Regions from separate parts of the Homo sapiens genome. Here region 2 is linked to region 1. The links are chromatin loops, found by intact Hi-C in ENCODE. Cell type or tissue: IMR-90. All regions are shown on one strand. Each heading gives the region's core, and the rest is flanking DNA. Links, peaks and the distances in the headings are about the cores only.

Region 1 (2,916 bases), core at 301-2,800:
AGTTGTCCCGCTTTACTGGACTGAACCAATATACATCTTACGCATATTGATTGATGTCTCATGTCTCCCTAAAATATATAAAAGCAAGCTGTACCCAACCACCTTGGGCATATGGTGTCAGGACCACCGAGGCTGTGTCACGGGCGCATCCTTAACTTTGGCAAAGTAAATTTCTAAATTGGTTGAGGCCTGTCTCAGATATTTTGGATTCACAGCAGCAACAAAACAATAGCTACATACTCCACTTTTGATGGTTATGCATACAAAGAGGTCAAATACAGTTCTTCATTGGAACCCTTTTTAAGCTATTAATAGCTGTGGGGATCTGTTGCTTTTTTATTTGTTTGAATTAAATTAAATGGAACAAATACGCATTTGAATATGAACTGGACTAATGCTGAACGAGGGACTGCAGGGAAACTGAGACTGGATGACCCTGGGCTGCTGCCCTCAAAGGAGTTATTATCCAGGAAGGGTTACAAGACAAGAAAACAACTGGCTGCAACCAAGGGGAGGCAGGGGGAACAGGCCTGAGCTGGACTTAGTCGTAGGGTAGGGGTGGGAGATGAGAAGAGGAAGGGGGCAGTTTGAGGAGGCACAGGTCACCGTTGACAGGGGACCAGCATTATGAGAAGAAGTGGCATTAGATGGACCAGAGCGTGTGAGCAATTTGGGGCCTGCAGCTGTGTCATCACCCTAATGTCCCTAGTTCCTGGCAGCCAGTGAATGCTCAACAAATGTTGGAAAAATTAATTAAATAAAAATGAATGGCAGTGGATGTGCTATTAGAATCAAGAGTTGGCCAAGCGTGGTGGCTCACACCTGGAATTCCAGCACATTGCAGGGCTGAGGAAGGCGGACCCCTTGAGCTGAGGAATTCAAGACCAGCCTGGGCAACATAGGGAGACCCCGTCTCTACAAAAAATACAAAAATTAACCAGGCATGGTGGCACGTACTTGTAGCCCCAGCTACTCAGGAGGCTCAGGTGGGAGGATCTGCTTGAGCCCAGAAGGTTGAGGCTGGAGTGAGCCATGATCATGCCAAGGCACACGAGCCTGGGCGACAGAACGAGACTTTGTCTCAAAAAGATTAAAATAAATTAAAATAAAATAGCGTAAAATAAAAAAAGTTACTGAGCACTATGCTTTTCTTGGACTTAAAATTACTGGGAAAAGCTCTCAGTTTTGGAGTGTTAATGTGCATGAAGGGATGCTTCCCCATACTTTAATTAAGTGTCTGTAGTACTTACTGTTCAACACAAGAGGGAGCTGCTGCCCAGTTTATTCAACTAAAATATTTCTGTATGTTTGCTCCATTTCTTCTCAAACTACGGTATAGTATACTGTGCTATCTAACCACCCTCCCCAAATATAGCCCACCAACCAAAAATTCCCATCACAACTCAACAAAAGTATTATCAGCAGTACCTTATTTTCCAAAATGAATTTCTCCTAAATTATATGATTAGTAGGGGAAAAAAGATAATATTTTAAATGTCTTAGGAACAGATACTCGAGGCCAGTCTGGAGTGTTCTTCAGATCCTTAAATAAACCCAGGATTTTCCAGTGATGAAAGCTGTGCTTATAAAAATGCCTTGGGACCTCATGAGGGCAGCAAGGCCAATTCAAGGGTCATTTCCGAGTGCCCAGGTTTTCATGAGGGTCAAAGTCTCCCTGAGATATTGGCTGAGTCCAGGCCTCAGACATAGAATGTGCAATTTATTTTGCAAAGAGCTGCAAAGAATAGACTATGAAGTAGCCAAAATTCAGGTGTGCCTTGAATCAAGATCATCTGACATACCTATCAGAACTTAGGGGAAAAAATAAGCAAATTAATAATTTAATTAATTTTTCCAACATTTGTTGAGCATTCATTGGCTAGGGACATTAGGGTGATGACACATCTGCAGGCCCCAAATTGCTCGCATGGTCTGGTGATTTTGAAAATCATATTTTCAAAAATATGATTTTTGAAAATTTCTTGCTTTACTAAAGGATTCTCTTCAGAAATTTTTCCATAGCAAACTCCCTAGTATTGTACATTAAAAAAACTTCAATTACCAAAATCGAATCTGCATACTATTGTTCAGAGTCACCATTTCTAGCAAATAAAGGGTGCTGTTATCATCTAAAAACAGCCCACTATAAATGCCAGTGTATAGTTCATTCAAATGTGGGAGGTCGCATTACTAAGGTAAACAGAGATCAGTGTGTCTTTAGTGATCTGAGAATGAAATCAAGAAAAGAAAGAGCTTAAAGTGAGAGAACATTTTCCCAAATCACAGTCAAATTCAGTCTTTGTTAAGGAATCTATTTTTCATCTTGAAGAATGAAAACAATTCCTTTGGTCTCCCTAGAATGGTATCATTATTAATGATTCTTTTTGGAACAAGTCACAGCTGTCTGTGATCCCCATTGGCCAGACAGACCCTCCCATGTCTGGATGTCCATGTTTATGTATCACCTTCTCTCCCTTCTATTGATGTCTCATACTCTTCACTTCCTGGGGGCGAGGACCATGCCTTCTTGACTTCTATGTGACCAACAGAGCCTAGTGCAGGCTGGTGGTGAGCAGTTCATTCGTGTTTAGAAAAAATCACAGCCAGGCCAGGCGTGGTGGCTCATGCTTGTAATCTCAGCACTTTGGGAGGCCGAGGCGGTGGATCACCTGAGTTCAGGAGTTTGAGACCAGTCTGACCAACATGGTGAGCCCCTGTCTCTACTAAAAACACAAAAATCAGCTGGGCGTGGTGGCGGGCGCCTGTAATCCCAGCTACTCAGGAGGCTGAGGCAGAAGAATCGCTTGAACCCGGGAGGCGGAGGTTGCAGTGAGCCAAGATCGTGCCACTGCACTCCAGCCTGGGTGACAGAGCGAGACACTGTCTGGAAAAAAAAAAAAAAAAAAAAACACAGCC
Region 2 (2,916 bases), core at 296-2,795, 72 kb after region 1:
GAGTTGGAAGTTACAGTGAACTGTGATAGCTTAACCAGTGCATTCCAGCCTGAGCAACAGAGTGAGACTCGGTCTCAGAAAAACAATTTCAAATGGGATTTACTATATATGCTTTTCTTTTCTTTTTCTTTTTTTCTTAATTGAGGCAGGGTCTTGCTCTGTCGCCCAGGCTGGAGTGCAGTGGCATGATCTCAGCTCACTGCACCTCTGCCTCCCAGGCTCAAGCGATTCTCCTGCCTCACCCTCCTGAGTAGCTGGGATTACAAGTGTATGCCGTTATGCCTGGCTAAATTTTTGTATTTTCAGTAGAGACGAGGTTTCACCATGTTGGCCAGACTGGTCTCGAACTCCTAACCTCAGGTGATCCGCCCACCTTGGCCTCCCAAAGTGCCGAGATTACAGGCGCGAGCCACCGCGCCCGGTCCATTTTCATTTTCAATGCCTGAGAATGTTCTCTTTTTTGAATGTATCATAATTCATTTAACCAATTTCTTACCATTGGATGTTTTCATTTTTTATTTTTAATTTTTGCTTTTATAAATAATCATGCAGTGGACATCCTTATACATATAAATCAGCCCAATTTTCTAACTATTGCCTTAGGATGAGTTTCTAAGAGTAGAAGTGCTGGGTCAGAAAATGAAAACATGTTAAATAATTTTAACGCATATCAAATAGCTAAATCTCCATTTTAGAATCAACCAAAGTCACTTAGACCTGCTCTTCTCACGGTTATATTTTTCTATTATACCTGTCAGGGTGCATATGTTACATTTATTTGTGTGATTATCTGATTAACGTCTGTTTCTCCCACTAGACTGCAACCCAGTGAGTGCAGAGATGGCACCTGTTTCTGCTCACCGCTGTATCCTTAGCTTTTGGCTGACAGCTTGTCATCCAGTAGGCAGTCAGTAAATAACTGCTGATGAGGGAATGAATGGATGTAAAGCTTAATTCAATGAATAGGGTAGAAGATCATACTAGATAATGTCATTTGGGGATAAAATAAAATGTGACTATCAGTCACCCCCAGTGCCATGCAGGGTACCTGCATGTAGCTCCAAAAGTGTTTGCAGTTGACTAATTAATGCATGAATGAAGTATATCTCTTTTATAAAATCCACCTTCTTGTGTGGCTTAATGAATGGAATAATTGTGGATCCTCCCAAGGTCACTTCTTTGGAGAAAACACAGGCTGTCTGCATTTGGGTGCAGCTCCCTGGGGCCTGGCTAACTCTTAGCCAAACTCCTGTTTCCAGCATGGAGTGCCTTGGTCCAGTGGCCAGCAGGTGGCAACAAATGGTTATTAAAGCGGTGGCCGAGCGCTAGAGGCTCTCTCCGGATGAGGTGTCTCTCCTGCTGTGCCCCCAGGGCCTGTGTTTTGGAAACTCCAGCAAGCCAGCCCAGCAGGCCCTTTCGGGTGAGGAAGGCACCCCAGGAACTACAGGTGCTCCTCAGAAGAGTCAAGAAAGAGGGGTCAACTCTAAGCCCCTGAAAGAGCCCGACTTTGCATTTCTATTTCACAAGCTTACAGTTCTGAGTAATTGTACTGGAGGGCTGTAGAGCCAAAGGCAATTCATGTGCAAATCTAGGCTTCTTCAGGCGTGAGATTTCATCCGGTTTACACCAGATGACCTGCCTCTGTCATGTCTCACTCTGTCTGCAATGGTCAGTTTCTTCTGTTTTTTTTTTCAGCCAGGCTCAGTGCTATGCAATCACGCTGACAGTCTGTAGTAATGATTGGGTTTGTTACCACTGGATTACACAAAGGCTTCTAACTACATACAAAGAGGTTGCTGACCACTCATCATGGGTTCCCCCGACCTTGGTGTTGTTTCTTCCAGGGGCAGGGATGGATTTGCCCCCGTCCTGCTTCACAATCTCCCTTTTTCTCTGGGTCTAACGGTAGAGGGGAAATCACCCTGTACTGCAATCCTGTTAGCTACCACCTCATTCTTGCAGCAGCTCAGCTGTGCACGTGACATACGTCATGTGTCTGAGCTCACTTAGATCCAAGTACCAGGAGGGGAATCTGATATTTCTGACCCCAAACACGGTGCTCTGTCCACTACACTCATGGTTCAAACTGTGCTCCAGGAAGCTCTCCTGAGGTGGCCATGAGAGAAGGAAAGGAGGAGAGATCGTGGACAGGGAGGAGTGGCCAAAAGGGTGGTGCTCCCTGCTTCCCACCCTTCCTTCATCTAGAACAGCTGTGCTTTGATTTTTAAAATATACGTGTGCGTACATTAAATTATAAATGTAATCTTTCTCTTAACTTTCCTTTCAGAAGGAGGAGAAAAATCTGCGCCTCTTTCTCTCAAGGGATACTTTGTCTCTGGGGTACTTTCTGACCCAGTGGACCCCTGGCAGAAGTAAGCGTGGACTGTGGCTGCAGGACCACGCAGAGTCAACACGAACCGAAGCCAGGCCTTGGCCACGGCAGCTCTGGGGTCCAACCACTTGATCAATGCAGGAAATGCTTTGATGGCAGAATTCTTCCATGGCCAGCTTCTCATATTCTCTGGGACAGACACAAACCAAGAAAAATGAGTGTGGCGCAGAATCTGATGTGTCCTTCCTTACCCCGTGCTGGTAGCAAAAAGTATGTCTTGAACTTTTCTTTGTTACACACAGTCTGGGTAATAACAGACTGAAGGAAAACTAAAGAAGCTTGGGAGGCTAAGTTCAATGACAAATGAAGAACTAAGGCAGAGAAAAAAGAGAATTGAGAAAGTGTCTGGGTGTCTGGAGAGGTTGGGGGAATAGAGAGGGAGGAGATATAATTGGCCAGATAACTTGAGAGTGGGAGAGGAGTGCAAACATTATTTTTGAGGCGCTTTGTTGGATATTTAAAATGCACTCCTACCTTTGGCATTTTCTCAAAAGGCAAGAAAGATTTGTTTTCAATTCTATTTT

The links. A loop is a pair of places that touch in the nucleus more often than their neighbours do. Peaks named below come from ENCODE experiments on the same cell type or tissue, not always from the same donor. Only the 100,000 strongest peaks of a DNase experiment are listed, where the experiment ranks them.
Region 2: it touches region 1 in a loop (5-fold over the local background); 3 of 110 quality-filtered maps call a loop at or near these places.

What each region holds. Positions count from the first base shown.
Region 1 is chr2:174,698,916-174,701,831 of GRCh38, forward strand. No RefSeq gene overlaps it. Among named protein-coding and RNA genes, the nearest start is that of CHRNA1, 64 kb to the right of the region's middle. In IMR-90, for the core only: a CTCF peak has its summit at 1,255 (motif pointing right); a DNase peak (open chromatin) is centred at 1,276.
Region 2 is chr2:174,770,459-174,773,374 of GRCh38, forward strand. No RefSeq gene overlaps it. Among named protein-coding and RNA genes, the nearest start is that of CHRNA1, 7.4 kb to the left of the region's middle. In IMR-90, for the core only: a CTCF peak has its summit at 1,287 (motif pointing right); DNase peaks (open chromatin) are centred at 1,313, 1,623 and 1,973; H3K27ac peaks cover 1,400 bases.